4 separate regions of the Mus musculus genome follow, and all the other regions are linked to region 1. Evidence: chromatin loops called from intact Hi-C (ENCODE). Cell type or tissue: left cerebral cortex. All regions are shown on one strand.

Region 1 (8,000 bases):
TGAAGCTTCCTTCCACAAATGCAGCTTTTATGAGTTATATGTCATTTCTACTCTCCTCTCCAGAGTTTAGGAACAATGTGGCAGATGCCAAGAGTTTTTTTTTTTTTTTTTTTTTTTTTTTTCCTGTCAGTTTGCCTCCTATCACTTCAATGGCTCTGGAGTTCCTGTAAAAGCTTGTGTGCCACCAGGTAGTTTATTCTCGCTTTGTTCTTTGTTTCCTGCCTGTGCAAACAGGCAGACTGGGCACCGTCTTTATGAAAAGATTTGGCTAGTGTTTTCTGGGGAAGATGCTGGCCAGAATATTGTGTCAATATTTGCTTCTCTGTCTCTTAATGTCAAGTGATTTTGGCTAGCTTCTGCATCGAGTGTGAACTTTAAGGATGTGTTTACTTTGTTGGGAGGAATAACTGACAGAGGTCACCCACCTCCAACCTTTTCTACTTGGAAATAACAAAAAAGTGGCAGCATTCTAGCCCAGTTGGCAACAGCTGCAGATAACACCAGAAAAGAAGCTGGGTTGCTAGTCCAGTGCCCACGAAGGGGCTGTCTTAGGATTTTAAGGATTTTGCTGTGAAGGGAGACCATAACTGTCTTAGGGTTTTACTGCTGTGGACACCATGACTAAGGCAACTGTTAGACAGCATTTAACTGGGGCTGGCTTACAGATTCAGAGGTTCAGTCCATTATCAAGGTGGGAGCACGGCATAGCTTCCAGGCAGGTATGGTACTGGAAGAGCTGAGAGTTCTACATCTTGTTTCGAAGTCAAACAGAAGCCTAGCTTCCAGGCAACTAGGAAGTGTGTCTCACAGCCCATGCCCAGTGTTACACCTACTCCAAGGCCACACCTCCAAATAGTGCCACTCCCTGGGCCAAACATACTCAAACCAGAACATTTAATTAGGTTTGGCTTACAGTTTCAGAGGTTCAGTCCATTATTGTCATGGAGGGAAACAGCAGCCTGTAGGCAGACATGCTTACATTGAAGGAACTGAAAGTTCTCTATCTTTTTTGTTTGGTTTGGTTTGGTTTGGTTTGGTTTTTCGAGACATGATTTCTCTGTATAGCCCTGGCTGTCCTGGAACTCACTTTGTAGACCAGGCTGGCCTTGAACTCAGAAATCTGCTTGCCTCTGCCTCTGTTGGGATTAAAAGCGTGTGCCACCACCGCCCGGCGAAAGTTCTATATCCTGATCCTCAGGCAGCAGGGAGAGACTGTCACTGTGTAGTCTGAGCATAGGAGACCTTCCTCAAGGCCACACCTACTTTAACAAGGCCACATCTCCTAACAGTGCCACTGCCTCTGGGCCAAGCATTCAAACGTGAATCTACGGAGGCTGTACCTACTCAAACCACCACAGGCTGCTTGCTGCCTTCCTAATTTTAAGGATGAAAAGAGACCCACACACTAGCTGAATCCTCTGCACAGCCATACAGTTACTGTCTTGTGGCCTCACTCCATTTGTCTGTTACCTGTCCCTGACACTTAGCTTTCTGCACCTTGAGTACCCTGGGGGGATTGTTGCCTTTCCTGACAGGTACCAAGGAGTTTGACTCAGTTTTCTGACAGATATGTTGTTTGCCTCCCAGAACACTTGGCAAGGACAACAGCTCTGTGTCTAGTTCTGTGCTCTCACCTGCTGTCATATCACATCTCATAGTGGAGTTTACCAGGTCACACCACTTCCAAGAGTTGAACAGATAGGGAGCCACTAGCGGTGGTACCTTTTATAATAAATACGTTTTTGAATAGTTTGTGTATTAATGCATTAATACTAATTTAAGGTGTTGATATACATGCTGTATACTCCATGTCTGCAGTAGTATTAGATTGCATAAATTAGGAGACAGCCTTAGAGGGATGAAGTTCACTTATTCAAGGACAGATAATTAGTGGCAGAGTTGCATTTGAATGTGTGACTCTCAGCTCTTGTGAGCCAGAGCTGCTGTGTGATCTGATCAGTTTGTTCAGCCCATGGCAAGAAAGCTAGAAAGTCAGTGAATGTAACTGGCAGCCCAGTTAGCTCTTCAGGTGCTCTCTGAAGCTCCCTCCGATCCCATCTGCTGCTGCTGCTGCTGCTGCTGCTGCTGCTGCTGCATTTCTGGAAATTCTGTCCATTCTGGGGAGAATTCTTTTACTTCATCCATGTATTAAGATGTGTTTAACAAAAGCCTGTCCGTTGGGCACTGGGTAGCTATGTAATGGCCTTAGGACTCGAAGTTTGTGCTGTCAGGGAAAGAATGAGCCAGTGGTCATAATAGGGATAACTGTAGGTTGAATGGGAACCAGTGAGGAGGACAGCCCTTGGCCTAGGGCAGGACAGGGCTCTCAGAAGTAGGGCCCTGTCACCCAAGACCCAAGAATAGGCCGGTCAGGTGATGAGAATGGGTTTGGCACTGATCTTCCAGATGGACAGGGAAGACCTGAGGCAAACACTGGGACCTGGAAGTGAAAGAATGGAGGGCAGGAGGAAGTGAGAGGTGCTCTATTTATGGAGCTTGGGGTTTGGAGAGAGGGCAGTGACTCATCCGGTGTAGGCTGCAGGTAGTGCACATCGAAATCCTCACAAATGCCCGAGACTCCCATCAAGCAGTCACTACTAAAGTCAGCTCTGCAGTCTGTTTCCCTGGTTGTAATGTCCTTGAATTCCGGCCCCCACCCCCGCCCCTATCCCAGGATTTCAGGTATGCAAACACTTGTGTTGCTGCAAGGGTGCACTTGCTAGTCAGAACACTAAGTACTCAACGTTTCGCCCTTGCAGCCTCTCACATCAGCAGGAGTCCCTGACTTTCCTGAATGAGTGGGCAGAGCTGTCCAAGCACACAGGCAGCTACATAGTGCACCAGTACAGCTCTGTCCGCCGCTTCCCAAGTTCCGTTTGTGTACCTGTAGGAGGCTGGTGTGTCGACCTAAAACTGCTGGCCCGTGGAGAGTGAAGACAGGCTGGTGGGAAGGCAGTAGGGCATCTCTGACATTGAGGAGGGTTGCTTCACAGGCAGGGTTGGGGGTGGGGCGGGGCTAGGCCACAGCTTGTTGCTGTTTCCTTTTCAATAGCCGGGTCAGCATTTAGAAGTCTCAGCACCCTTGGGTCTTTTGTTCCCAGGCCTCTACATTACTGTTTAGCAAGTTGATCAAACTACATGGGAGGCTCCCACGAACTGTTTTCTACTGCCCAGGGCAAGGCTGGCACAGAGCAGGTACTCAGTGCTGATTTGCTCACAGATAAGTTCATTTTCAGTAGCCTGCCACCTTGATCCTCACTTGTCCCCGTGGGCACCTCCATGGGATATGCTAATTTGGGTTTTCAATTCATTCTCGCTGCCTGGAAACATCCTGCAGGCACATGTAAGTCCTGTGGTCTGGAAGTCCTCAAGAGTTGTTAAAAGGAAGAAATGTGTTTGTGTCTCTCTGTGTGTACAAGACCACTTGTAGAGACAAGGGCAGTGGCATGTACTGCCCTAGTCCTTCCTGTAAGCAAGGGTGGGAACCACCTGTGCATTCATCGATCCCCTGAAAAAGAAACCAGGCTGTTGGTGCAGCAACCAAGTGCCCACCGTCTTTGTTGAAAGACAATGTTTGGTGGCTAATAGGATATAAACACGTACTCCAAAGAAAAGTACATGTAGTTAGCCAGGTCTGCTGTTGTCAGAACAACCCACCAAGGTGAACCCAAGACTAGTGATTTACCTGGAAAAAGAAGCAGGCCATCACAGATCCTTTTAAATCTCAAGGAGCGGGGTGTGCAAGTGTGTGTTTGAACACCTCACACATTATTTCGTAAAGATCTCACACAATTTCACAGCACTGTCTCAACTAAAGATTTTTAAAGAAAACGCAGATACAAAGTGGAGACTACACCGACGCTTTCAATACTGAACACCGTTTTTCATTAAAAACAAGCCTGGAAGAAACTTCTGGTCCCGAGTGTGCCTCATGCATCGGATCCCATGACTTTGTCACTCGGGACAGGCCTCCCCGCCCCGCTCCTTCACTGCAGGGACGAGCTCAGATCTCATGCACGTGGCGGGCGCAGGGCCCCTACCGGCGCCCTGGGGGAGCGTGGCTGATGAAACGCTCCGGGCTCGGCCCGAGAGACGCTCCTGCCGTAGGGCGACTCGGCGGAGACCGGCTGGGGCGACGCGCCCCAAAAAGGGCGCGCGGGGACGGCGGGGGCGGCGGCGCCGGGACGCCGCGGCGTACAAGGGGCATGGAACCTCTGACCCTGAGCGGCCCGGGCGGCAGCGCGGCGGTGAGTGTGCGCGAGCCGTGCGCGTGCCCGCGCGTCCGCGCTCCCGCGCTCGGGGGTTGGGGCCGCGGGGCCTGCGTGCGCGTCCCTCCGCTCAGGCTCGGGTGACCTCTTCCCGCCCCACGCGTCAGGCGTGGGATCTGCAGGGCAGGGCGGGTGATTTCTGGGGTAAAGGAACCCCAAGGCCAGAGGGCAGAGATCGGGGAGCCTGCTGCCCAAGCCCGAGGCCAGGTACGGTGGGAGACGCCGGGCCGGGCCGCGCCGAGCCGGCTTTCTGTTTTGGCTCCCTCCGGGTTTGCTCCCTGACCTTGGATAGTCGGCTTTCTCTTCCGGGGCTTAATGTTCTCATCATTGAAATGGGGCGTTTGAACTCCTTGTCCAGCCAGGTTTTTCTGCCCTAAACTTTTGGGGGACTGCTGCTTCTCTGATGTGTTGGACTTGCATTGTAATTAATGAAGCTGAGTTAGAAGAAGGAAATCCATTTTTTTTTTTTCTTTCTTTCCTTTCAGGATATGTTAGGCGCTCAGATGTTGGTGAGGCTGGCAGGCACTGTGCAGAGATGAGACCTCTTGGGGGCTTGAGTCTGCACAGCCCGCAACTGGAAAATCTGGTTGCAATGTGGGTTCCCAGAGGAACTCGGTCGGCAGTCACTTGCTCCCTCTGTGCTTTGCTTACCATGGTGTGGGGCTCCCTTACTTGTGTGCTGAAGATTGGAGCAGAGCTGAGGAGGTGGTAAATGGTTAGCATTTGCCATTGGGGTCCTGCCTGACCCCTCATGGCCCTGTAGCCTCGGTACTTGGATGAGAATGTACACGGGGAGCCCTGGACCCATCCTGACCTCTGAGTCGAGTCCATTCAGTTCTGTGTGGCTCCTTTCAGTCTCCTCCTTGGCGAAGCAGCCCATTTAGGCAGCCCAGGGAGTCTGTCGTCCTCCACCTTTGCTGCCTAGTTTCCTCCTCCTCATCTCTCTGGCAGTTCTGAGTGTGTTTTCCCCAGTGGATGGTGATCCCTGCAGGGGAGGGCTGAGCAAACGCTCCATGTTCCACTCCTGGTTTTACAGTCCAGGGGCTGGCCCTAGAAGGTTCTCAGGGAATGTTTGTGGCATAGGTTGATGACAGCTACCTTCTCTCAGTAATCAACCTTTTCCCAAGTGTGGATCTCATGGACGTGGAACCCATAGGGCAATCCTAAGTGTCTGTCCTTGTCTCCTTTCCAGGAAATGGAGGCAGAGAGAAGTCTTGTTACCTTGCTCAAGGCTACCCAGGTGGGAAGTGGTTGGGCTGGGCAGGTTACTTTTAGCCAACACACACAAACTTGGGTGTGTGACTGGAGTCTGCTGATTGGGTCTCTGTGGGCAGCTGAGGGGGCTGATGTGGGTGCTGTGATTTCTGCCCCCGACACAATGCTTCATTGTGGCATTTTGCAACCAGTGGATCCTTCTGTGCAGCCCCGGGCTTGAGCAACTCCAGTCTGTGTCAGCTCCTCCCAGCCTTTTCAACACTCCAGTGTTGGGAGGCTTCACCGAGAGGGCCTGAGTCCTCGGCCAGGAGTACAGATGTCAGGGTTGGGTCTGCCTTGTGGCCTACCTAGCAGTTGCTCAGAGGCAGCAGAGGGGCGCAACCTTGTGGCCATTGTGCCTCTTGGGTCTATAGAAAGAGCAGGCGCACTAAGATAGGCTGGTAAGTACTCCTTTGTTTGAGACCGCTGTTGTGAGTTGGACTGAGCATGAGCCGCAAGGAGACTCAGGCTGACTGGACTTGGTTTCTATATCACTGCCTAGGAATTGTGGTTTCTTCTGACCCACTCGAAGATGATTCCATGAATTAGCTGGAAAGGAAGCCAGCCCAAGCGTGGGTGCTGAGGGCTGAGACCCTGGAGTCACTAAAATCCTTCTCCCGACTCTTTGGCTGATAGCCACTCAGCTTTGGAGAGAGTATGTCTTGACCACGGAACAGGAAACCCATGTTGAGGAGAGAACGGAATCTGGGCTGTGGGCAGAGTAAGGGGAACACTGCCATTGTAGACGCTCCTGCCTCTTCATCTGGCTTTTTATAGGGGCACCTTGGGGTAGAACTTGGGGAACCAGGCTTGGGCAGCAAGTGCTTTTTACCCTCGGATCCATCCCCCTGACCGCAGATCCTTCTGTTCTCAACAGGAGTCCCCTCCCCCCATTTTCATTTTGCAGAGCATCCCAGCCTTGTGCAGCTGTGCCTGTTGAAATCTGGAGAGAAACAGTGAAGAAGCCAGAAGGTTCAGTTCCTCCCTGAAGGTCAGCGGGCAGTGGGGCTTGGGGGCCAGTTTGGATTCAAGTAGGTGTGTGTCATCTGTATGCTTCCTGCCTTCCCCAGTGTCAACCTCCCTTGGTAGCACATGAATGATCTAGAGGATTTTTCTCAGGACTGGTGTGCTCTTCGTGGCATTTAATAGGACATGATCTTTCTTGGGACACGTGTCACAGGTGGTAGCAGATTGGTGACTCAGGAGGTCAGCAAAGGAGCCCCCATAAGGAGCATTCCCACTTTGACTGATGATAATGGCTAAAGGTGGATGCTGGCAGCACTGGCCACGCCTCCGGGACCCTGCAGAGCTAACTGCAAAGCCAGGGCTTGCTCTCCTTCTCAGTAGAGCGTTTAACTGCCAAGGTTTCCCTGCTGGAAACCTCTGACCACCTGGAAGCCCCAGCGAGCAAACCCTTGCTTCAGTGAAAGCGGCTGTCTGTAACTGCTTTCTCCTGTGACCAGGAGAAACTATCTTTCTTTTTAGGAGGCGGGGTTTACCTGGTAGCTTACACCTGTCTGCAGCTCACTGTGTATCATAGGCTGGCATTAAATGTTTGATCCAGTTGCCCTGCCTCGTGCACTCCTCAGAGCTGGGACTCTCAGCATATGTCATGAGGCTGGACTGAGAGTGTTTTGTTTTGTCTTTGAGACAGGGTCTCACTGTGTAGCCCTGGCTTGCCTGGAGCTCACTATGTTGACCAGGCTGGTGATAGATCTGCCTCTGCCTCTAGAGTGCTGGCCTTGAAGGATTTAAAGAGCTAATACACATGGAGTGTGATATCTGTTCCCCATGGCCTTCCCGTGATTTTGATTCCTATGTCCATTGATTCTTGGTAGTGGGCCTCTGTGGGGAGAGGTCTGATAGATTTGAAGAAGCCTATTCGAAGTTCTGAGGATGAGTGATGTATCCAAGTTTACACAAGTAGGAGGCTGTGGGGCCACAGTGTGAATGAACCCTGAACATGGACTTTACCCCTTTAGAGAACTGGAATGTAGTCAGACTGTCTGCTAGTTCTCCTCTTCATGCTTGTCAGGACTTTTTGTGTGCAATCTGTGTTTCCTGTTCCCTGGTTTCGGTTTGTACATCTTGCAGAGCCTTGTACATGTAAACAGAGCTGTATATATGTGAACAGGCCTTCCCATAACGAACATAATACCTGTCCCAGGCTTGTTTGCCTGGGCATCTCAGGAAGGAATGGGTGGTGTCTGGTGTGGCTGAGCTGGAGAAGACCCTATGCTAGCTAGTAGGGAAATTCTCAGCAGAGGCCAGAGGAAGGTTTTAGTTCCTTCTTCTTCCTCCGAGAAGTTTCCTCAGTAAGATCGGAAGGTCAGCATTTAGACTCCTTATGGTCCTCCCTGGCCTTTAGCAACTCTGGCCTCCGGGAAGGCCAGGAAGCCAGGGACTCAACTTCTTTCTTTTGTTGTTCTTCATAGGCAAGTGGAGGTGAGACGCTGCCCCAGCATGAACTGCACCCCC
Region 2 (8,000 bases), 60 kb before region 1:
GCGCCAGTTCTCTGGTCTGGCTTGTTCCAGCATACACTGGTTAGTCCACAAATAGAAGGATCAGCCCCAGCTCTGTGGTTACCCAGCCTCCTCCTGGGTTACTAGCAGTGGGGCAGAACTAACTTTCAGCGGCAAAAAGCCTACAGGATCCAGAAAACAGCACAGCAGCAATAAAGATGGGGGGGGTGGGGGGGGGTCTGGAGGGGGGAGAGCATCAATTACCCAATGTCAAGCAGGGGCTCTTTTCTAACACTTGTAAGGATCCACAGCCCTTTTCACATTTTATGACCAGGCATTTGCTTATGTTATACTGTGTATGTGCCTTAGCCTTTAGGTCACCTAAGGCAAGAATAACCATTTCCTCCGTGCTCAGAACACCGATCTGCGCCACAAATTAAATGTTCCTCTTTTAAAATCCGGTCAGGGAGGCAAAAATAAACCAACAACAAAGACCAGAAAGGTCAGGCGATTTGGTATAAAAGATAGCAGCACAGGCAACCGAAGAGGGAGCACTAAACTGCCTGTACTGTCCTCTAACGCTCCCATAAACCACAGCCCTACCTTGACAGCCTCCGCGTGGGTCACCCGGGCTAGAGATTTATCGTTGACGCGCAGAATCTGGTCCCCGACCCGCAACCCTTCCTTCTCTGCCAGGGAGCCCGGCTCCACTAGAGACACGTAGATGCCCACGCCGTGTTCCGAGCCCCCGCGGATGCTGAAGCCCAAGCCCTCGTGGGCCTTGGCGCGCCGCAGGCTCACGAGTCGCACCTCCCCGGGCCCCGCGCCGTCGGGAGCGGCCCAGGCGGGCTGCCTGTAGGGGGTGGTGGCTGGCAGGTAGAGGCCCTCGGCCGTGTACTGGTCGAAGAGCAGCTGGTCGGAGCGCGGGATGACCAGACGCAGCATGGGCAGCAGACGCCGCTTGACCGGGCTGTCCAGCAGGACGCGCAGGGTGCGCACCAGGTCGAAGACGTTGCGGCGCGCGTGGTACGCGTTGAGGCAGTGAGTGAACTGCTCCCGCTCGGGCTCGCTCAGCAGCGCCGTGAGCGCTTGGTGCAGCTGGCGCACGTTGGCAGACAGCAGCCGCAACCCCGCGCCCCCGCCGCCGCCCGCCGCCGCCGCCGCCGAGCCCAGCGAGCCGGTGGAGGACGAGCTCACCGACAGGCCGTCCAGCTGTGCGTTCATCTCCCCGCCGAGGCCCGGCCGCACTCGGGGCGCGCGGCGCGGGGCGGCAGCTGCACCTGCGGCCAGAGGCGCGACAGCTGGATTCCCCGGGGCGCGGAGGTCACGGCTGGAGTCTGGGTTTGGGGTAGACGCGGAGTCACCGGCTGCAGTCTAGACTGGCCCGGAGAGCGGAGACGACGGCTGCAGGGTGGGTTGGGGAGGTGCAGGTGAGCTAGAGCGCTGGCTGGATCCTGGGGAGGTGGCAGGGACAGCGGCTGGTGTCCCAGGGGCGCGAAGGCAGGTGAAACTGGAATTCGGAGGACGAAGAGACGGCGGCTGCAATCCTGAGGACCGCGGCGGGATCCTGGGGGGACAAAGAGTTGGCGCCTGGAGGCCGGAGGTCGTGGAGACTGCGGCTGGAGGCCGGGGGGAGCGAGAACAGCAGCTACATGCCGGAAGGCGCGGGGACCGTGCGTGGCCGCAGTGGGGGGCGCAGCCACGCCGCCCGCCCCGTCACACCATGTCCGGGGCTCCCCCAGCCGAGATGCCCGTTCCTCTAGGGCTGGGGGACCCCAAAGTCAGAAAGAAGTTAGGGCGCCGGTCAATCTAGGCTCAGAGTCCGGAGCAGTCGCAGCCAGAGGAGCCACGCGGGCGTCCGGCGGGGGGTGCGGGGCATGTCCCGGGCCGCCCACCATGCAGCAGCCCGGGCCCCCGCGCCCCAACGCCGCCCGGGCGCACACGGAGCCACGCGGCCGGGAGCCCGGACTTTGCGAACTGTTGAGCAGCTCTGGGCTGAGTCTTCCAGCGAGTTCCGACGCCGCCGCCGTCGCCAGCCGGGACTTGGCCCCGCCCCCTCGCCCCTCCCCCTCCCCGCCCCGTCCCCCCGCGGGCTCTTCAGGAAATGACGTCCCGCCTGGCGCGCCTGGCTGTTGCCTGGAGACGGGGTGAAACAGTCCGGCCCCAAGGAAGAAAGGGGTGAAAGTGGGGGTGAAAGAAAGCAGGAGGAGCCCTGGGCCCCTGCGAAGTCTTCCCACTTCCTCAGCCCAGGGGTGAAAGATGGGGTCCTAAAAGCTGCGCTTTCCGGCGATCACAGCTCGATTCCAGGGTCGCTTTGGAGCAATTAGCCGGTTTGCCAATTCACAATTGGGGAAAATGGCCAACTTTTGGCCTCTAAAATAATAGATGCTTCATGCTCTGCTTTTCTGCCTTAAAATGTTGTTCCTGCAGCTTGCACACGTGCTGACTGCAAGTTTAAGTGAGTATGTGGACGATAATCGGTCACCTGCTCTGCACATGAGAAGAATATAAGCCACACAGGTGCCATCAGGAGCCAAGTCCTGTGCTGGGATAGATCAGCCTGGGCCCCTTCCTCTGGTGCTCTCCGGAGTGGGGGGGGGGGGGGGAGGGGGGAGTGGGGGAAAGCAAGGAGCTGTTATCAGAACTGTAAAGTATGCAAACACACACACATGCATTTAAAACTAAGTCTGGAGTAGGAATGTCACTTGTACCAACTGTTAGGTCCCGCTTGTGATCTTTTCCACACTGAGGGAACAGGGTGAAGGTTACATGACAACTCTATATACAGTCTTTAAAAAAAACATATTTTATATGGAAAGATGTCAGAATACACAGTCTAAAGTCTGTCATCTGATACCCACTCTCCTAAACACTATCACAGGAAAAACTCGGCTTCTAGTCAAAGAAGTGTTCTAAGAAGATCTATAGTGCTTGACCTAGTCACCACTACATGCCATGTGGATCTCTTTAAACCTGAATTGCCTCTCCAGAGGTGTTCTGTGAAAAGCTGGTTTTTTTTCCCCTAAGACTGTCCTGGGTTGCCGTCACAGGAATGAAACGGCTGACTCTGATATGGGAGAAATAGAAAAAGAGAAGGATTATCTGGAGTGGCTTTGAGCTGGCTGCAGAAGGGTGTTTTGTTCCCTGGCTAGTTATTTACCTGTGCACTTGGTCATTCTTCATTCAACATTTGCCAAGCACCCGTTCTGCTGCTTGACCAAGCGGCATATGGTTGATGCTGGAGACCCAGGATAAAGAGTTGAAATCTTTGACCTCAAAGAGTCATAGTCTGGCAAAGGAAAGACGGTGTAGGTCAAGGTTAAAAACAAACAAACATAAAAAAGATAAGCATTAGGAGTGTCAAGATAGACCACAGTGAGGCGAGGAGACTAACAGGAATGGACTTTCTGGGCTGCAGAGATGTTTCCGCGGGTAAAGATATTTGCCACCAAGCCTGACCACCTGATTTTCATGCCTGGAACCAGCACGGTGGAAGGGGGAGAACCAACTCCTGCAAGCTGTCCTCTAATCTTCATGGTGCTTGTGGCACGTGTAGCAACCCTGTAGCACATAATAAACGAATAAGTAAATAAAATATTTTAAAAGAAGAATCTTTCTGAGTAATGGGAAGCCACAGGGAGATTTCTAACACTGTAGTTTAATGCAGTCCCAAAATGGAGGCAAAGAATTAAAGTTCTCCTTTCCCCAAAGCTCTCCCCTTCTTTTCACACAGACCTGAGTTGAATTGATGCCCAGTGAACATATTTCACAGGGCGTCACAAAGTGATGTCTTAAGTAGCCAATTGAGTGACCCTTTGACATCTGTCTTACAGCTCTGCGTGTAGCAGTCCGTGCTATGCATCCTTATTTCTTCTTGCCGACCCTAGTTGAAGTCTTTAATGCAACCAGAACAAGTTATTTAAGGAGAGAATCTGTTCCAACCCCTCCCCTCATGTATTAATGACATACCTCGAAATGCCACCACACGGGACTTAATTGCATGCAGTTCGGGTTTTCTGCAAATGTATTTCATGCTTAGTGTTCAGTTAGTTTGTGTTCTAATTATAATTGCTGTGATTGGTTTGATAAATGCAGCCCAGGAGCTAAGATTCCCCACTCCCAATATTTCCTTTCTGTGCAAAGGATGTTTTCGAGAATATTTTGCTTCGGGCAGCAGAAGCCTCTGTGCTAACAGCCTTAGGGAAAAAGGAAACACTTTCTTCTGCAAACATCGGGCACCATCTGGGAAGGCTGTGCTATTGTTTAGCTTCATAGAGGTTGATCTGAGAGAGCAGAGCGAGAACCGAGGGAAGGACAAATGGGAACTTTCCCATCCATCTTGCATAACCACCTTCGTATCAGTTTGCAGTGTGTCCCTCAGAGAGGCAACGTGTAACTGTGCTCAAACCTCAAGAATCCTATTTCATGAGTGAAGATGTGTTTGTCTGTCAAGAAATAAGCTCTCAGAAATTCAAGCTGCCTGGACTCCTGGGGGCTGTACTGCCTTCAGGCCCTTGAATGAAATAGGAATCAAGAGTTCCTGTTTGGCCTTGGCTGCATACTGCCCTCTTCAGAGCTAAAATAGTATTTTCCTGCAATCGCAGACATCCCCCCACCCCTCCCCTTTTCTAAAGCTAACTTTCACCCCAGTGCTGGAAACTGACCCCACTAGGTACACAGGCTAAATAAGACCTCAGACAACTGATCAATACCCTAAGCCAGGGTTCTCCAAGACAAGATCTCACTGTGCAGCTCAGACTCTCCTGGAACTTGATATGTAGCTCAGGCTAACCTTGAACTCATGATCCACCCGCTTCAACCTTCAAAGCAACACCACATCCAGCACCAAGGCCACTTTTAATTGTTCACTGTTGATAACCAACTTGAGCCAACCCTTCTAGTCCAGATGTTTCTGGAAATCTGGACTTGAGCAACCGGAAAGACAGAGCAGGAGAAAGAATGAATGGTGTTGCCTTTTGTGCTTAGCACAACTTACAAGTGCTGAGATATGCTCGTTGCTGAGCTGGACTTTTGTTTGTTGTTTGACTCTTAGTGACTTCTGCATTACTGTGATCAAAATATCTGACAAAAACAAGTGTGTGTGTGTGTGTGTGTGTGTGTGTGTGTGTGTTTATGTGTGTGTTCATGATTCCAGAAAGTTCAGTCCATCATGGTGATGACACCATAGCCCAGGAATTCACGTCATGACTGGCTAGGAAGTAGAGTGGGACAAGAAATAACCAGGGACCCTATGATTACCAGAGGCTGTCTCCAGTGGCCCACCTCCTGCAACCTGGCCCCACCTCCTGCAACCTGGCCCCACCTCCCAAGTCTCTCAAACCTCCCAATACAGTGTCATCGGCTTGGAGCTAGCTATTCAAACCATAAGCCCTTGGAATTCCTTTTCAGGTTCAGGACACAACGGTTTTGAATGCAAGCTACACGTTTCATGCCCTATGCGTCACATGAAGCATGTGACACACAGGAGGACAGGACATTACTGGTGACTTCCTTCTCCCTCTTTTTATTGCAATCTTTAAAAGCCCTTTTCCATTCATTCCATAGTTATTCGGAGCCTCTCTCCTTCCCTCTAATTCACTGAAATGTCTCCTCAGAAGGTGATAGAGATTAATTTAACTTGAGATGCATTTCCCGTGGGACATATAGAATTATCTGTAGCTGGTGGTTTTTTTTTTTTTTGAACAGCTCTGTTTTAAGCAATTATATGTTTTATTCACTCACTCCTACCAGCAAGTACAAGAGATTCCATCACCACTGTCGTCCTCTTCCTGGTAGAACAGAGAGGATGTAGAGATGCCAGGAGGCAACTATCCTGAGGATGAGAGGGATACCCACATGGAGAGTTGGGCTTTTGGACCAGGAGAGTCTCATTCCAGAGTTTGATTATCAATCTCTGTAGTGTAGAGTCTCCCAGATGTGTGGTTCAGAGATGTCAAGTTGGGCCATCCTTCCTGCTGGGATCAGTCAAGGACCACATTTCTTCCACGAATGTGAATATTTTCTTTAGAGAATTTGAGATGAGAACTCACAGGTTAATAACTCACAGTCCCTGACTGGTAAGCTGACAGTTTGTGCTATAAAGACAGAGTAGAGGCTTAGTAAAGAAAATATCATTGAGAGAGATCCTTCATGGGGAGGATTTGGGGACCTTCAGATTTCTCAGCTCAGATACGGGGGCTCAAAGCTATCCGATGCTGGGTGCCATGGGGAACTCATTCCAGCGTGAAGACTCCTGGCAGCAAGGACATTAACAACCAGAGCTATCGCTGGTGCTGCAGGACCACAGCCTGTCTCTTCTGCAAATGTCAGTGGGGATGGATGATATCAGCAGAGAAATGGGAAACAGTTTCCTCTACGACCGGTAGATAGCACCGACAATATTGATGGAAGCACAGGGAGATAAGAGAGAGGAGAGAAAAGAGAAAGCACCAAAAAACCAGCGAACGACAGGAGAGAGACGGGTATTTATCTTGCCTTGGGTATAATCTGCAAAGAGTCTGATTCATGGTCACAGAGATTCATGTGACTTGCTTGTAAGAAAGCTGTCAGAGCAGCGAGTTGATCCCCAACTTAACAATTCTGTTCTTTATTACCTTTGTGACCTTGAGCAAAGCAGGGAGAACTTCCTCACTAGAATTTCCTTATCTGTAATGTTGGGTGGACGATGCTGATGCTGATTGTGCTGATGTATGCAAAGTCAGCTCCTACAACGCTCGGAATTCATCTCAGTTAACGCTTTTTCCACATGGGAACACAACTCCTTTATCAGCCTGGGGACGAGCACATGGAAGGTGCTCCTCCATGTGAGTAATTCCTTACTTTCCTCCCTCTGGCCTCGGTCTTACAGACACAACCACGGGGCTGAGATGGCTGCTGTCTTGCCCACCATCCCCACACAGCCAGCGGTGCCCCTTCAAGCTCTTTAAGTAGCAGGTAAATGGGCAAGATCTTGGATGGGTGCAGAAGGCTCTGTGCCACCTGAGCATCATTCTTCTTTATTCTTCCCCATCATTACTACTCTGACTCTAAGGATGAGCGTCTGGGCTGAGACAGAGCCATTTCTCTGAGGTCTGCCGACTTACTCCCTGTGCTTTGTAGTAGCATGGCAGATGGGACTGGTGCCGGTTCCTCTCACACAGCTTTGGGGGAAATAGCACACTATCATGATAGCAAAAAATAAACCCCAGGGAGCCAATTTGTGAGCTGGAAGTGGGCAGTGCAGGGTAAGTGACCTTATCAGGCTTGCTGTTCTATAATCCCACTGCCACGAGGTCTGTACAGCTCCCTTAATCAGGGGATTATGAATTGGTTACACTGGGACACTTACTCTCACCCGGCAAGGTTCAGATTAAGGAAACTCTGAGCTCCAATATCCTCACTTTGTTCATGATCTCAACAGTGCTAATGGGGGTGACCATCCCTGCATTCCCTCCATGGTCTTCAAGTACCTCTACTCTACTGATAGTGTTCTGAGAATTTAATAGATGTCACACCACTGTGGTCCCTATCTTCCTGGAACTGACTAAAGTCAGGGTGTGTTGAATTGTGGACATCAGATGTGACTGTAGGAACATCAGGACTTGTAAAGTGAGGGTTCCCAGCCAGAATCCCCTTCTCTGAGCCTCAGCTCCACCACTCGTGTCAGCACCACAGAACCACAAACAGCACTGTAGCCAGAGTTAGTAAAGTGGCTCCTGGTTATATAACCTTGGAGAAACCACATCTCTCCCAGCCTAGGCTTCTTTACCTATAAAGAGAGAGAGAGAGAGAGAGAGAGAGAGAGAGAGAGAGAGAGAGAGAGAGAGAGAGGGAGGGAGGGAGGGAAGGAGGGAGGGAGGGAGAGAGAGAGAGAGAGAGAGAGAGAGAGAGAGAGAGAGAGAGAGAGCACTAAATCAGGGATATGAAAAGGAGATAGTTAGAAAGCTAAGAGAGCAAACACATGTAAAGCAATTAGCACAGGGCTGGCTACAGAGAAGACCATTCCTGTGCTTGCAACTCTAGAGTCAGGCTGAGGATGCAGC
Region 3 (8,000 bases), 140 kb before region 1:
AGTAAAAATCGATTAGGAATACACCAGTGAACCCCTTCAACAATAGAGCCAGGGTCAGGAATCCTGGAATTATAAGAAACTCACTCTCGTCCTTTCATGGAGCAGTCTTGGGGCTTGGGGGCTCTGTCTCCAAGAGGCTGGACCAAGTAGCAAGCTAATAAATTAGGGCCAGTACAATGTATCTGCCCTGTAGGTCCAACAGCAGTCCAGTGACTAGCCCATGAGCTCTCGGCCAGCCAGCAACAGCTTGGAAGCTGTGCATTCAGTACAAACCACAAGGCCCTGAGCTGGAGAAGGTCAGGTATTCTGTCATACAGAAGCCCATGGGCAGGGAATCCCTGGGCCTGTGGCTGTTACTCCATGGCCTGCACTTGTTGCCATTTATTGTGCAGTTCTGGATTCCACGTGCGTGCATCACCTTTGGGGGCCTATTGCTGAACCTACCCTGTGCATCCTACAGGCAGAGAACCCAAGCACAGGGCAAGTCACCTGCCACACTTCCTCAGGAATCAAACTGATGAATGATGTCAGGAGCCCTGAGCCCGGCAAAGCCCTATATATTTGGGTAGGGGTTATCCTCATAGAGGTGACAGACCTGACAGTGAAGGAAAGGAGCAGCCATGACCCTGAGAGAAGCTGAAGCCATGGGTGAATGAAGGTGGGTACCAGCTGCCTTGGGAGAACCAAGACTTTGGCTTCTGATGGTCTACTTGGGTTTGAAAAAAAAAAAAAAAAGGATGGTCACTAATAACATCCTAAAACCTTGAACCTAAACCATTGCCAGAGACTTAGAAGCCAGAGCCCTGCCATGTAAATGCTTTAGCACTGAATCCAATCCCAGCCCTAGAGCAGGGTCTTCTGCAATGGAACTGATGGCCTCTGCCTACCTTGAACATACCCCTGGGCCTTCTGGTAAAGGGCTGACCACACCTCTTCCACCAGACATCATAATGTCAGGAGGAAATGGCCCTCAGGCTGGTCTTCAGTCAACAGGCCAGTTCAAGCTTTGCCACTGTTCCTACCTGATACTCTCCCTTCTGTCTGCTTCCAACCCCCACTGGCCTTGGATGCTGGAGCAGAGGGGTCCCGTTGGGAGGGATCGCAGGAAGAGCCCAGGACCTCACTACCTTGGCCGTGGGCCTTGCTCACATAGACAGGAAGGTGTGTCCGGCTCTGGCCCTGAGTGGAAACAGCTCTCCCTGCAGCTCTTGGTCTCTCTGCACTCCACCCTGTGGGACGAGGCTGGAGGGACCCTCTGGGAAGAGGCATCCTCTGTGGTGGGCCTCCTTTCCTTTGTGAATGAGTCGCTTGCCTATAAACCAGGGCTTCAGAGTTGGCTTCCTGGATTGTACACAGGATGTGCATGTGTGCACGCTAACGTGGAAGCCAGAAATCAAACACAGACGCCATTCCTAAGGAGCCACTCCTTGTCTAGACAGGGTCTCTCACATCAGGCTTGCTGATGGGGCAATGCTGGCTGGTCGGTGAGCCCCAGGGATCGACCTGCTTGTGCCTCCCCAGTGTTTGGATTACAAACCTATGCCACAGTGTCTGTCCTTCTATACTGGTTCTGGGAACTGAATTCAGGACCTCAGGATCATATGCCGATTACTTTACTGACTGAGCCATTTCCTGGCCCCAGTGTGTGTTTTTTAAACACAATGCCCATAGCATACTCTATCTGGGAGCATACCTGTTTCCCCTCACAGCTTCAGTAAGGTCCTCCAGTGGGCAGGTGAGGCCCAAGCCCTGTCTCCTCTCCTTCCGTATGTCCCCAACTGAACAGCTGGTGCTCAGTATTCAGCTGAGAATGTATGAAGCTCTGGGTGTCCCACCTGTCCACCCCTCACATCTCCCCACGCAGAGCAATCTAAACCCCAGCCCGCAGACAACAGCATAGAACACTGGCCCCCAACCTTGTTCAGATTTATTTATTGAAAAATTAAAGTCATAAGCTCTGTATATAAATACACTGACATTGCTGGTCGCCTGCAAGGCCTCTGGGATAGGCTGGGAGTGCAAAGGGAAGCTGGGGCCTTTGGGGGGGGGGCTCCCCTGAAGCACAGGAAGGGAAATAAATAAATAAATAAATACCATAGGGGCACGGAGCCAGGAGGAAGGGGGTGCGACTGGTGTGAACAAGCGTGCTGGCGGCTCATTTGTGGCACTGAAGGTCCTCCTGGCAGGAAGCAGTCTGTGTGAACTCTCCTGTGTCCTCACAGCCAAAGGCCTAGGCATCTGGGGTGGCAGTACCCCTCTCCAGCCTAGAGAAATGTACTCTGCCTTCCTTCCCTTCACCTAACATAGTTTTATTGAGCCCCTACTGTGTTTCTGGCACACAGGTTTTAACCTGACTTTCTGCTTGCCTTGTCTGGCCCTCTTCTTCTCCTAGTCTGGGCCAAGGGCCCAGGCAGGGTGTATGTGTCAGGGTGGGGTGGGAGACTCTGCCTGTGACCCCGGCTGATAGCCCTGAACTTGGCCCCACCCCTAGAGCATCACGTTGAACTCAGTGACCAGAAAGTCGATGTAGTCTCTCTCCTTGGTCTTGAAGGCCTCAGCGATGATTCGGGCGGCCTCCTTGTGCTCCTTACCCCGAAGTGTCTGCCCATTCACTTCCAGAATTACGTGGCCCACCTTGAGCTGTCCACAGTTATGGGCAGAACCTCCTCGCTGTGCAGGGAGACACAAGCAAGGGTCATGTGGGTACCTGGTTTTCACCCCCCACTAAGCAACTGGATGCTGCCAGTCTCGAGGCCACAGTCCTGGCAAAGTCAGGGCTGTGCAGAGTAAAAGGAAGCAACTTTCCAAGTTCTAGGCTAGGATGGAGTGGAGGCGGGGAAACCGTTCGTGTTAGCCTGCCCAGGCAGCCCGACACGTCAAGGGGCTTGTCATTCAAGAGGGTCCCCGTGTCTGTCTCCAGGTCTGTGTCACCTCAGGGAAGGCACATCTTAAGGATGCAGAGGAAGAGTGCTTTAACACAGGGAGACATACACAAGGGGACAAACCTGAATTGTGACGATCCTGGGCAGAGGCTGGCGTGTGTTGGCACCGCCCTCAATGGCGATGCCCAGTGTGGCTGCACTTTTCCTCACACGGACCAGGGTGGACGTTGGCTCCAGCAGGCCGGGCTGCAGGTGGGAGAAGGGTGGCCTTGATGTTTCTCAGAGGAGGGCAGTTGAAGCCTCAAATATGACCCCTCAGACTGCCTGCGCTACCATGCTACACTAGAGTAGAGAGCAGCCACCAGTGCTTGCCACCCAGGAGCAGGGCAAAGTGAGGCTCTACGATTCCTAGCACAGGGACCCTTCCGGATGAGCCCTTCCCGCAACGCATCCTATGGGTCGCATGCCAAGTGTCTCCTGATTCTCAGGCCCGTCCATCCTCCGCCAGGGCCCTGTGTGCAGTCCCGACTCACAGGTTTGTTGGCACCCTCCGCGGTCCTCTCCGTCCGGGGCTGCTCCTTGCCATTCTTGTTCTTAGCGGATGCTGTCTGTCTGCCTCGGCCTGAGGTGCTGGCCTCCGTCTCCCCGGCATCCACGCCACTGTCCTCGCTCAGGGTCTGCCCACTGTCTGAGAGCTGAGAGAGTGTGGAGGCTGCTGGGGACACATGAGGAGACAACAGCTGTCATGGAGGGCAACGTGGGGGAGGTGATGGAGCTGGGGGGGGGGAGGTGAATGGCTGTGACAATTGACCATGCAAAGATGGAGGGAAGGATGAAGGGATACAGGAGCTGGAGGGCAAGGCATAGTCCCTGCAACCTTCCCCATCTCTTGACATCCTGACCTGCCAACAGGGCTTGGCCTGATGGTCACTACTCCCAGGACTTCTGCCCAGACCCCCCCAGGCACTGGCATAAATATGAAAATAGAGGTTAATGGGCCGGCTCAGCTCCCAGAAAAAAAGAAAAGCATGAAAGGTCTGCCACCTTTTTTGTGACTACCCTGCTGTGAGCTGAGTGGTGGACACACGGATCCTGTTCCCCAGTCAGCAAAGCTGCTTCATTTTGTGTGTGGCCACTGGACCCTGAGCTGGGGTCTCTTGCTTAAGAATGTGCACTGTGGCCCCTGGTGTTTGGGGTAGTAACACTGTGCAAGCTTGGGTGAGGGATGAATCCTCCCACAGCTGCCTGCCCTTGTTCTAATCCCAGAGAGTGATGCAGACGCAGGGTTGTCACAGAGACGACTGTGCAGGGAGGAGCAGTGTGGGGCTGTGCCAAGCTGTGAGAATTCACTTGGGAAATGGAGAGTAACAGAATGCTGGCCCAGGGCTGATGGCAGGACTCCATCATGAGTTAAGTACAAGCAAGGTGTCTAGTCGTTACTGGCTCCCAGCATGGTCCGTCTACAGAGGTCTGTTTGGTCTTCTCACACATGCCAGTTTTTCCTTGGGGCGGGGACATAGTGTTGAGCATCTGTGAGTATGGCCTCGAGTCCCTGCTTGCCCTTTCCTGGGTTACTTTAGGCTTGCTAGGCTTTTCCAGGCTACCTAACATAAGGTATCATTTCAGCCACAAGATGGCAGCAGAGCCCAGCTAACTTGCTGGACAGCCAGCACTTCCTCCACACCCTCACTGGGCATCCCTTAGAAAACAGGGGGCCCCAGCCTGGGGCTTTGTTGCACTCTGAATTCTACACACCATTCAGAGGTTCGGTGACTAGGATCGCCACAGCCCTGAAATCCAACACCTGCTCTCGGCCAGACTGGGTGGTCAGGGGCAACAATGCTCTCCCCAGGCAGTCTTCCAGAGGAGGCTGAGAGGTGATGGATGCAGAGTGCAGGGGCAGGAGGCCCCTAACTCCATCCCCACACAAACCCCCACTCAGTGACCGACCTGGCAGTACTGCCTCTGTCGAGCCCACATGACCAGGGAAGGTGCCACTCATTCAGGCAATAAATGATCATCAGGGGCAGCGGTGAGATTCAAACTCAAGTCTTGGCTCCAGGCTATCTTCAGTCTGACCCTGAGCTAGACCTCATGTAGGCTAGCAGACCATCAAGCAGCACCCAGCCCAGGCCGTCACAACAGGAAGAGTGACTCTAGGGGCTGGAGACCCCTTCCCTGTGTCCCAGAGCTGGACAACCATACTCACTGCGAGTCTGGGGCAGAGCCCGCACTTCATTCACATCAGGCTCACTGTCCGGACGGTGCACCTCCACCAGAACAAAGTGCTGGTTTGCACCCACGGCGTCAGGGTGTTCAGAGGGTGATGGTGGTGGAAGGCAGGCCCCAGCTCCTGGGGTCTCTGCAGGAGGGCTCTTCAGGTGAGGTGGGGACTGGACTCGAGGGAAGGGGCCGATGGGGTGCTGGTTAACCAGGGCCAGGTGGGTGTCCAGCGGCTTTCTGGAACTGGGGTTGGCATGGGAGATGGAGGCATAAATGGGGGAGGAGGGAGAGTCCTGTGCTGAGGAAGGTCCCGGAGTGGGAGCAGTCCCTGGCGGCGGGCTGCGGTTCCGTGGTGCTGAGAAGACAATGCCTGAGTGGGCAGCAGAAGACAGAGGTGCGGGGTCCTCCCTCCCTGGCTTCCGTGGCTGGCCAAGCAAGCGGTCATGACCTTGAGCCAGGGGTGGTGGGGGAGGAGGTGGCTTGATACCAGGCAGATCTTCTGAGGGGGATTTGACATCATCCTGCCAAAAGACCCAACAAGAGTAGAAGTCAGAGCCCATAGTGGATGGAGAGGGACAGCGAGTGGTGCTGGACCCGGCAAAGACTGAGTCCCTGCTCCTCAGCTCCTGGCCACACTGCTTTGAATAATGCAACGCTCAGTGGAAAACTGTTCCCTGCATCTCAGCAGCTGAGGAGCGCCAGGATCTCGGCAGGTGTCTCTGGGGACCCACTCGATTCCTTAGGGAATCGAAGTTCTTGGCATCAGCAGGGGCTCATCACAAGTGACAAGACTTAATTAGCCACGGGGTGGGACAGGAGGAGACAGGGTGGCAGGGTGGCCATGGACAGGGTGCATCTCCGAGCGTAGTGGACCCACTAGAAGGTTTAAGCAGGGATGAGAACAGCAGCGTGCATGATGTGCCAGCAGGGTGCCTGAGGTGCAGGGTGCAGTATGCGCAGAAGTGGATCACGGCCACCAGCTCCTGGGACCTCCTTAGGCCAGTGTCCACACTTGGAAAGCTCTGACAGCCACAGAGAGACTGTCTCCATGCTTTGACCAAACCACTTGACTTCTTCTGGCCCCCAACTGTGAGCAAGGTGCAGGGTTTTCATGTTACAGATGAGAAAACACTGACACAGAGGGTCCAAGAAGCTTGCCCAGTGCCACACAGGCAACAGAGCAGGCAATCAGCTGGGTTGGTGGGGTCTCCGTAGAGACTCTATCCTACCACCCACCCCGTGTCCCCTCTCTGTGGCCAACCCTGAGAAGAGCCCAGGGGTCATGAACAAAGAAGAGAGTGCAGCAAAGCAGGGCCTTACCACAGACACATCCGGGAGAGCGTTGGTGCTGCCCTGGGTGGTCTCACCGGTTCCTTCCAGGTCTAATGTATTCTAGAAACAGGTGGACAAGCAACAAGCTGAGCAGGCGAGAGCAGAGCTCATCTGTTTCATGGACCTGGAATCTAGGACCTTATGACACCTTCCGATGGCAGAGGCAACCCTGACACACCCCTCTGTAGATATTTTTCTCACCCATTCAAAGCGGTACGGTGACATTTTCTGTTAGTCTCTTCGAAGTAAATTTTTTTTTATTATTTTCTTGAGACAGGATCTCATATGCTGCTCTCACTTTAAACTTGCTGTGTAGCCTAGGATGACCTCGAATTGATTCTCCTTTTTGTCTACCTTACAGAGCACTGGGATTAGAGGCATTTGCCAATTCATTCAGTGTATATGATGCCGGGAACTGAACACAAGTCTTTACATAAAACAATAAAAACAACAACAACAATAATAACAACAACAACACTCTATTAACTGAGCTACACTCCAAGCCAGGAAGTTCATTTTTCTTTGGGACTTCCTGATCGTTTTCAGGCCTTCATTGAGCGAGCTACCTGGAGATGCTTGGGATATCTTAGGTTTGAGCTTTAACAGACGCAGCTCTCTCACATCTAGTGGCAGACAGAATGCTGGGGGTGGGGCACACAGAACAAAAGAGGAGTGTATAAGGGTGCTGTTCCAAGTGGATCCCATCTTTAAAACTATCCATGTCTTCCTCCCTTCATCCTGTGTGTTAGACAGGGCAGTCGGGGGAGGGAGAGAGGCACGCACAGAGATTATTTAGGGCATCACATGGCTAACAGCACCAAATACACTGGGGGGGGGCAGCCACCAAGGAAGACTTCCTAGATTGGGCAGGCGGACAAGGCCCGACTGTGGGCAGGGAGCCATGTTTCCGACACTGGGAACTGTGTGTGCATAACCAGGGAAGAACACAGAGACTGCCTGAGGACTTTCTGTCAGCTCTTGATTACGCCTGGACTTGGGCCTGAGGGCAGTGGGGCTGCCTCGGAGATGAGGTCGTTTGCTTTCCACAAAGAAAATTAATTTTGCTCACAACATCCCCTCCTGCCAAGCGCACGTACTATAGGCACTGTGGCCAGCCCTTCTTACTCCCTTTGCTATGGTTTGACTGCAGGAAGCTCTGCTGGCTTCCAGGTTACCTCCTGCATGGGCAGGCCTATCTGAGCAGCCCACCACTCCCCTTGCTCCACTCTCCTCCCTCACTCCACCCTGCTCCCCACCCAGTAGCCAGACAGTCCTTGGAAAAGAATTCAAGGAATGTTCATCCCCACCTCAGGCAAAGCCAAAAACTCACATGATTGCTGGCCCTTTCTTGCTCCCATACCTGCTGCCCCAGGGCCTTTGCACTAGCTGTCCTGGCACCTGCACCATTCGGGATTCACTTCCATTTCTCCTTTAGTTCTCGGTGCCGGAGGCCTCCCAGACCAGCTCTGTCTACATGGGCACCGTACATACTATCAGCTGTCTACCCCGACCCCATTCCACTTTTCTGTACACAGGTCACAATGTGGCTTTATTATCTCTTAT
Region 4 (8,000 bases), 120 kb after region 1:
AGCACTGGGCAGAGAACCTGAAGCCTGGTATCCATTTCAAAGTCACACGAGTATAGAATTCACCCACAGTCTACCTTGCTCATCAGTTTTAGCTCCAGGTGTCTTTTGCCCTTTTCCAAAAATAAAGCAATAGGGAAGGAAAGATTAATCGGTAGGTGAAGTATTTGTCACACACATGTGAGGACCTGACTTTGGGTCCCCAGAACCCATGAAAGGTGTGAGGTGGTAGCGCAGGGCACGGTAGAGAGTAGGGGACTATGGCAGGCTCACACCAGTGAAATCCAGAGGCTTGAAGACCAGGTAACAGCAAACAGGAGTCCTTCTCTGAAGTAAGGGGAAGGTGACTGTTAATCCTGAGAGCTGTCAGAAAAGTCAGTTCCCCCATTTGAACCAATTTGAAGCAAGCTTCTAATTAAATACTAACCAAGATAAGATTTGGTCAGGATCACTCCTTGGGATTCCCAGATAAGTAGTCCCACATATGTTTTGCAAGGGCTTATAAGGACAAACCCACTAGGCTACTAATGAGGCTTTGTTATTTTCCTAGAACTACAACTCCCAGCATTCCAGGAAGTTACCTGATCTCTGGGTGGGTGGATCTTACTGGTTAAGATTTAAAAGGGCAACAGAAAACAATGTCCTCAAAGCTCCTTTCTTTTCAAGGGTGTTTATCTTTTATTAGCAAGATTTTTCTATGGGACAGTCAGGGATGTAAAGATCTCTGCTTGTTGGAGACTCTGTGATTTGGGGCCAGTTTCCTCTTTTTTAATGACTGTCAGTTTCCTTCTTTCTAATCTGGGTTTGGGGCCCATAAATCCTTGAGCTCTTGAGAGTTAGCAGGTGCCTTTATGTATGAAGAACTTGGAGTCACAGAGAAGGGCCGTTCAGGGTGTTCAGATGGTGGTTCAGGGTCTGTCCCTCTGCACATGTCAGTTTGTCAAAATAAAAGCTGACGTTTGTAGATTTTCTAATCCTCAGACAACTTTGTAATGTAGATGTCATCATTATTTGTGTCTCAGTTGTTAGGGAAACCAATGTATGGATAGACTTTCACATAGCCACTGAGGTTTATATAGTCCACTATACAGCATTATGCCAATGGCTAATACTGTTATTCACCTAATAGTGATGGAAGTGGGTGGATCCCATGTTCTTCCCATAGTGGAAAACAGAGCTTTTAGAGTTCCATTTTCTTGGGATATGGAGATGCCACAGAAGACCACACATTTCTTAAAGGCATTTTGAAAGCTGACATGGGGTGGAGGCTCTTGCCTTCTATATCCCAGAGCAGAGCTGGGTTCCCTGCTTCTTTCACTGTGCCTAGAGGAATATCAGGTCTCCTAGGACCTCTGACCTTGTTTCCTGTGATCCGAGTTTACTTGTGTTTTCCCTTTAGTAGAGATGGATTGAATCTTAGAGAGTGGATTTGATCCCTGGTGACAACGCTTCTTTGGGAACCCTAGCAAGGGTTCCAACACAGCAACTTCAGGTACAGAACGCAGTGCCTGTTCGTCCTGGTCCCCTGCAGGATCTTACCACACCTTCTGGCTTTTTCTGCTATGGTGGGATCTAGATAGTAAGAAGGTCCAGAAGAAGGTAAAGTGTCTGGTGACCCTACTTTCTACTCTTCTTTCTTTCATCTCACCTTCCTTCCTCTTTGATACTTTCTCCTGTATCCTTATGGCCTTGTGGACCAAGAATCTGTAACTTGCTCTTACCCTAGTATTTCATCTTTTTTTTTCCTTCCTTCCTTCCTTCCTTCCTTCCTTCCTTCCTTCCTTCCTTCCTTCCTTCCTTCCTTCCTTCCTTCCTTCCTTCCTTCCTTCCTCTTTCATTTTGTAAATTTCATTTTAATTTTTTACTTATTCATTTTACATCTCACTCACTGCCCCCTCCTGTTCACCTCCTTCCACAATCCTTCTCCCATCCCTTTCCCCTTCTCCTCTGAGTGGATAGGTCCCCCTGGGTATTCCCCCATCCTGGCACTTCAAGTTTCTGTGAGGTTAGGCGCTTCCTATCTCACTGAGGCCAGACTAGGCAGCCCAGCTAGAAGAACATATCCCAAGTACAGGCAACAGATTTTGGAATAGTTCCCATTCCAGTTCTTTGGGACCCACATAGAGACTAAGCTGCATATCAGCTACACATGTGTGGGGAGGTCTAGGTTCATCCATGTGTGTTCTTTGGTTGGTGGTTCAGGTTCTGAGAGCCAAGGGTCCAGGTTAGCTGATTCTGTTGGTCTTCCTGTGGAGTTCCTATCCCCTTTTGGAACCACAATCCTTCCTCCTATTCTTCCATAAGAGTCCCGAAGCTCCATGCACTGTTTGGCTGATGGGTATTTATATCTGTCTGAGTCAGCTGGGTAGAGCCTCCCCAATGTTTCTTAACATACATTTACAGCCTATTGGACCTCATCCTAGCCATTGCTATAGTTTACTCTTTTATTTATTAATTCTTTAGTATTCTTGCAGGATGACAGACAGGCTTGCTGAGTTTCCATTGGGTTCTTGGTGATTGTTGAGTATTTCCATCCTTCATGTGCAATTCCGAAGTCTTTGAAGCTCTACAGAACAGATGTTCTTCTGTGTAAAAGTCCTTCTTCCTAATCTAATCTGGGCTGCTGGGAGCTGTTTATCCTCCTCAGCTCTCTGATGTGGCATGGCCAAGGCATCTGTTTTATTGCAGATGATAGTGTCTGTGATGTATGGTTTGTAACTCTATTGGGAATAACATACAATAGAATATAAGCAACTAATAGCTGTTTTGGACATTGAAAACACCGCTTTTCAAAACTCATTGGGCTCTTATGATTTTGAATGAGGGACAGTGTGCTCATATAATGCACCATGTAGGCTACTTGGCTGTTGTCTTATTGCTCTGTGTTTGGAATTAAGCAGAGCATGACATGTCATATGAAATGTTCATCCTCACCCATCTTGCCTTCATTTGGGATTATTTCCTTTGCCACATTTCTTAGAATGGAGTCAGGCTAGCAGAAGACAGGAGCAACTTTATAGATTTTGTACCTGGTGTCATGTAGAGCCCCTGTACTATTGGGTTTGTAACTGTCACCCACACTTGGGAGGTAGACTTGTAAGATACTACCCTGTCCATATGAAGCTGTAATATAGCAATCAACCCACACATCATCTTTCCATTGTATTCATCCATCCATTCATTCATCCATCCATCCATCCATCCATCCATCCATCCATCCATCCATCTACCCATCCACTCATCCACCCATGTCTTTCATAACATATTTATTGATGATCCAGTCCTCATCTTGGAAATAGAGATGGCATAATAAGAAAAACAGTCAAGATCTTTGCTTTCAAGGAACCTATAGTTCTGTGGGGGTAAAGAAGATGGAAAGAACAACAAATAAACAAGGACCAGCATTGTTTATTAATGTAACCACCTCTAAAGATCTTATGTTTAGACACTTGGTCCATGGCTGGTAGAATTATACTGGGATATGGTGGTACTTTAGCCATATAGGTCTAATTGAGAATGCTAAGACTCCAGGTGCAGGCCTGCGAAGGTCATACATATCTCTTCTTCCAGTTTAATCGTGTTTCCCTGTCAACAATCAAAATGAGTAGCCACTCCTTGCTTTATGGGCATGAACTAAACTAGCGTTGCCTTCCCCTTCATTAATGGGCTGAAATCCCCTGAAACCATAAGCTAAAGTAAATTCTTTGTTTTATATTTTAATTTTAAAAATGTATTCTCCCATATATTATCTCCGGACCTCAGTTTCCTCTCTCTCTTATCCTCCCAGTCCCTTCCATCTCCTCCTTCCCTTCTAAATTCTTCCCTTTCAACAGCTTCTGTCACTGTCTTTCCCAGTGGTAAGAATAAATAACTAACAGATATTTGATATCAGAAGTGAGGTTGTGGCTATTATGAACTCTTACCATGTGATACATAGGCTCTTGGAACTGTTCTTTCAGGAAAGATGTGGGGGAGTTTGGTGGTGTAGCCTAGATAAGCCACAGAACATTGCAAATACAGGTCAAATGTGACATTCTGGTGTAAGTCTGGAAGATCAGAAAGGTGAATAAGAAATGAATGCTGTAAAGGGATCTTGACAAAAGCAACTCAAGAGAGAAGGTTTTTACTTGGCTCCCAATTCCAGACTCTATAATCTATCCTGATGGACAAGTCTCAGTTGCAGGAAATTTTTTGTGGGAGAACAAAGGCAATACAGGGAGTTGGAATAGAGGTCATTTATATTATATATTTACTCTGTCAGCTAATCTGGCTATGTTCTGTGCATGTCTTGCAAATATGAGTGAAGTTGAATTCAAAAGTAATGTACTAATTTATTTGACAGAGGAAATTCTAAGATAGCACAGTAGTTAGAGCGTGTCATGGTTCCTATTCACTGCTTGTGATTGTTTGTGCTAATTGTCAACTACACAAAACTCAGAGTCACTGGGAGATGAGCCTCTAGTCATGCTTGTGGGGCTTGTCTTAACCATATCAAATGATATGGGAAGAGCCATCTTAATTGTGGGTGGGACCTGAGCATGGAAGCAGAGAGTATGCATTGCTCTCTGCTCTTGACTGTGGATGAATGTGACCAGTTCTCTTAAGTCCCTGCAGCTGAGACTTGCCCATCATGATGGACTACATAGCCTGGAATTGGGAGTCAAATCAAAACTTTTGCTCTCGAGTTTCTTTTGTCAGGATGTTTTATTACAGTAACAGGGAAAGAAACCAAGATACCACTTTTATCCAGGTTTATATTGAGAACTCTGAGGAAAAAAAAAGTAGAACGGAAAGATGTAGAAAACATATAGCTTAAGAAGGAGTTTGAGCACATTTAAAACTGTGGGCAAGGTGGGTGCAGACAGAAAAGCAGGAGTTGTTAAAGAGATCAGTGCCAATAAAAAGAAACCATGGGTGCTTTGTACTGGGAAAATAGGAAAAGTATTTCCTATTTTCCCAGTGCAATGGGAGGTGCCCTACTCCCTTCCTAGATTTGTAGATCTCAGGATGTAAAAATAGCAAATATATATATATATATATATATATATATACCCCTCATCTTAAAACAGTTATTCCTCAAAAAATGGAGCAGAGATTGAAGGAAAGGCCATCTAGTGACTGGCCCAACTTGGAATCCATCCCATAAGCAGGCACCAAACACTGACACTATTACTGATGCCATGTTGTGCTTGCAGACAGGAACCTAGCACGACTGTCCTCTGAGAGGCTCTACCAACAGCTGACTGAGACAGATGCATACATATACTTACACTCAACCATTGGACTGAGGTCAGGGACCCCTGTGGAAGAGTTAGGGGAAGGATTGAAGGTCCTCAAGGAGATGACAACTTCATGGGAAGACCAACAGTGTTAACTAATCTGGACCCCTGGGAGCTCCCAGAGACTAAGTCACCAACCAAAGAACATACACAGGCTGGTTTGTGGCCCCAGACACATATGTAGTGGAGAAATGAGATGTCTGGTCTCAGTGGAAGAGGATACACCCAATTCTCTAGAGACTCGATGCCCCAGGTAAGAAGGGTGAGGGGTGGGGGGAGTTAGATGGGGGTGGATGGGTGGGTGAGAGGGATGGGTGGGGGAGCATCCTCTCAGAGGCAAAGGAGGGGGGGATGGGGTGAAAAACTCTTGGAGGGGAATCTGGGAAGGGGGTAGACATTTGGAATGTAAATAAATAAGACAATTTAAAACAAACAAACAAAAATAGTTGTCCCTGTTTGAAAAGGGCCATGGTAGAAAAATGTTTTCCCACATTTATCAGTATAGATACTCAGAGGCTGCTATAATAGTGGTCCAAAGGTGTCAGGCTGCATCTTGAACTCTCAGCAGGAATTGTTATCATTCATGAGGTGTTGCAGGATGGGATTATCATCATCCATGAAGTGTTTCATTGTGGCGTTATGGAGATTTATTCCAAGGATCCAAGGAAAGGCCAGCCATGGGCACCAGGGCTGCATTTTCTGTAGGGAGGCCTTGAAAAGTTAGTATGTGAAGTTGAGAGGATGAAGGCTCAAACCCAACACAGACCTGAGGATGCTGAAGAGAGTGAGAACATGGACTATCTGCCAAAGAATGCTTTAGGCACTGAATAGACCCAGAAGTGAGGGATAGAGAGAGAAGGAGTCAAAAGCTTTGAAGCTTCAGGCCATGTTTTCCCTTTGATAGGTCTGGTCTTTTTTTTTTTTTTTCTATTCCTCCCTTTTGTGTAGAAATGTTTACTCTGTGCTTCTTGTATATGTTACTTTCTGTTGCTCTGAAACACCGTGACCAAAAGCAGCTCAAAGAAGAAAGAGTTTATTTTGGTTCATGGTTCCAGAGGGAGAGCAGACAATGGTTGGGGAAGCATGAGAGTAGGCTCTGGGACAGGAGGCCCAGATCACATGTCCAATCACATACAGAAAGCTGAGAGAACTAGAGGCGGGGTGAAGCTATAAACTCCCAAAGCTGTCCTCTAGTGATGTACTTTCTCCTGAAAGGCGCTACCTTATAAAGGCCTCACAACCTTCCCAAACAGTGCCACTAACCAGGGAACAAGTGTTCAAACACCTGAGCCTCTGGGGGCGGGGGCACTTCTCATTTTAACCACCACATCATTGTATATTGGAAAAGTGTAAGATTCACATTAAATTAACATCATCAAAAAGGTGAGTGCTTGCCTTGAATCTCAGAAGAGACTTTGGACTTTCTAACAGCTTCAGAGCTATTATGATTATGGGGTTTTAAAAATTGTATTGAATGAATTTTATGTTGTGAAGTCACAATGAACCACTGGGGACCCTGGGAAGAATATTATGATTTATATGCAAAGTGTCTTCCATAGTTGAATGTGCCCAATGGTGACACTTTTGGAGAGAAGTTGTGGAACAATGGGAGCAGAACAACATTCTAAGGAAGTCCCCTACCCCTAAATCCTGATTGGTGGAATAACTTGGCATAGATATTTGTGGAATTTAGGTTTAAAACTCTGTAGGAACTCAACTCTGGGTCACAGTTCAGTCCTAAATCGGACCATGACCCTGGTTGGCCAGTCCTGGGGTGTATGCTCAACAAACTATCCTTGTCTGACTGAGGTCAGTATTCATATGGTTTGTGAGGCAATCCCTGGACCCCAGCAACATAAAAGCTACTTACATAGCCTTTCCATTGTACTAGGCATTACACCAGATTGGGAGATGATGTGGTCAGGAGAAAATAGAACGATTCTATGCAAATGTATGCAAATACCATGCAATTTATGGAAAGTGCTTGAAAGCCTTTGGATTTTGCTGGGCACAGGGGGCCTGTATCCTCCCTTGCAGATAACTGAGGCATGGCTGAAAATGGAATCAGTTCATTCGCTTTCGTCTTTCTTCTTCCCCTCCTCACTGCTTTACCTTCTCCCTTCATTTCTTCACTCTACACAGCTCAACTGAAGTATATAATTGCTGCACATAGCAACATGCCCCATTTGGGATATGCAAGCATTTGCACTACTGTCACAATTAAGGTAATATATACACTCAGGGCCACCCGCCCCCATCCAGGTGGTACAGGTAATTCTGAAATAATGCACAGTATAATCAGGCCCTAGTTTTTCTTCCTTGGTAACTGAGTTCAGCCACCTAGAAATGAACTATGTTAGATTTAAATCCTTAGTTCTTCAGAATGTGGCAGTATGTAGAGTTAGGTGTTTTAAGAAAGTGGTTTCAATTAGGTCTAATATGGTGGGAGTGCCCTGTGAATATAGACAGGGAGAAGAGGAACACTTGTAGGGAGACGAGGAGCACTTGCAGGGAGAACAGGAGCAAGTACAGGGCAACAGGAGGGGTTGCCAGAGGAAAAAAAAATCAACCCTGCCGACACCATGCTCTTGAATAATGTTTGGTTGTGAAATCCAGCCAGGTGTTGGTTTGCTAGTTGGAGCAAACTCTTCCAGAGATTGCCATCTAGCTGGCTTTTGACCCTGGAGAGTACATCACACGTCAGAAACTAAGTTTCTGCCGCTT

What was found. Hi-C counts contacts between places; a loop is a spot of excess contacts. Peaks named below come from ENCODE experiments on the same cell type or tissue, not always from the same donor. Only the 100,000 strongest peaks of a DNase experiment are listed, where the experiment ranks them.
Region 2: a loop joins it to region 1, with 2.1 times the contacts of the local background. A loop is called at or near these places in 13 of 42 quality-filtered maps.
Region 3: a loop joins it to region 1, with 3 times the contacts of the local background. A loop is called at or near these places in 19 of 42 quality-filtered maps.
Region 4: a loop joins it to region 1, with 2.2 times the contacts of the local background. A loop is called at or near these places in 2 of 42 quality-filtered maps.

The regions. Positions count from the first base shown.
Region 1 is chr4:63,554,483-63,562,482 of GRCm38, forward strand. It overlaps Tmem268 (transmembrane protein 268), which reads left to right and starts at 4,281. Exons shown (of 10, transcript NM_001356354.1): 1 at 4,281-4,475; 2 at 6,430-6,513; 3 at 7,958-8,000. In left cerebral cortex, CTCF peaks have their summits at 4,076 and 4,384; DNase peaks (open chromatin) are centred at 2,471, 2,882, 2,975, 3,340 and 8 more places; H3K4me3 peaks cover 1,742 bases; H3K27ac peaks cover 2,363 bases.
Region 2 is chr4:63,494,052-63,502,051 of GRCm38, forward strand. Whrn (whirlin) reads right to left here and starts at 1,940. Exons shown (of 12, transcript NM_028640.2): 1 at 562-1,940. The coding sequence starts at 1,182. In left cerebral cortex, a CTCF peak has its summit at 4,524 (motif pointing left); DNase peaks (open chromatin) are centred at 740, 1,015 and 2,099; H3K4me3 peaks cover 2,240 bases; H3K27ac peaks cover 1,612 bases.
Region 3 is chr4:63,412,997-63,420,996 of GRCm38, forward strand. Whrn (whirlin) reads right to left here. Exons shown (of 12, transcript NM_028640.2): 8 at 6,426-6,497; 9 at 5,092-5,626; 10 at 3,416-3,597; 11 at 3,006-3,128; 12 at 1,914-2,670. The coding sequence ends at 2,488. Among named protein-coding and RNA genes, the nearest start is that of Akna, 14 kb to the left of the region's middle. In left cerebral cortex, a CTCF peak has its summit at 4,512 (motif pointing right); DNase peaks (open chromatin) are centred at 2,106, 4,517 and 7,350.
Region 4 is chr4:63,674,527-63,682,526 of GRCm38, forward strand. No RefSeq gene overlaps it. Among named protein-coding and RNA genes, the nearest start is that of Gm42294, 18 kb to the right of the region's middle. In left cerebral cortex, no CTCF peak of the experiment used is centred here; DNase peaks (open chromatin) are centred at 2,370, 2,622, 4,782 and 7,249; H3K27ac peaks cover 571 bases.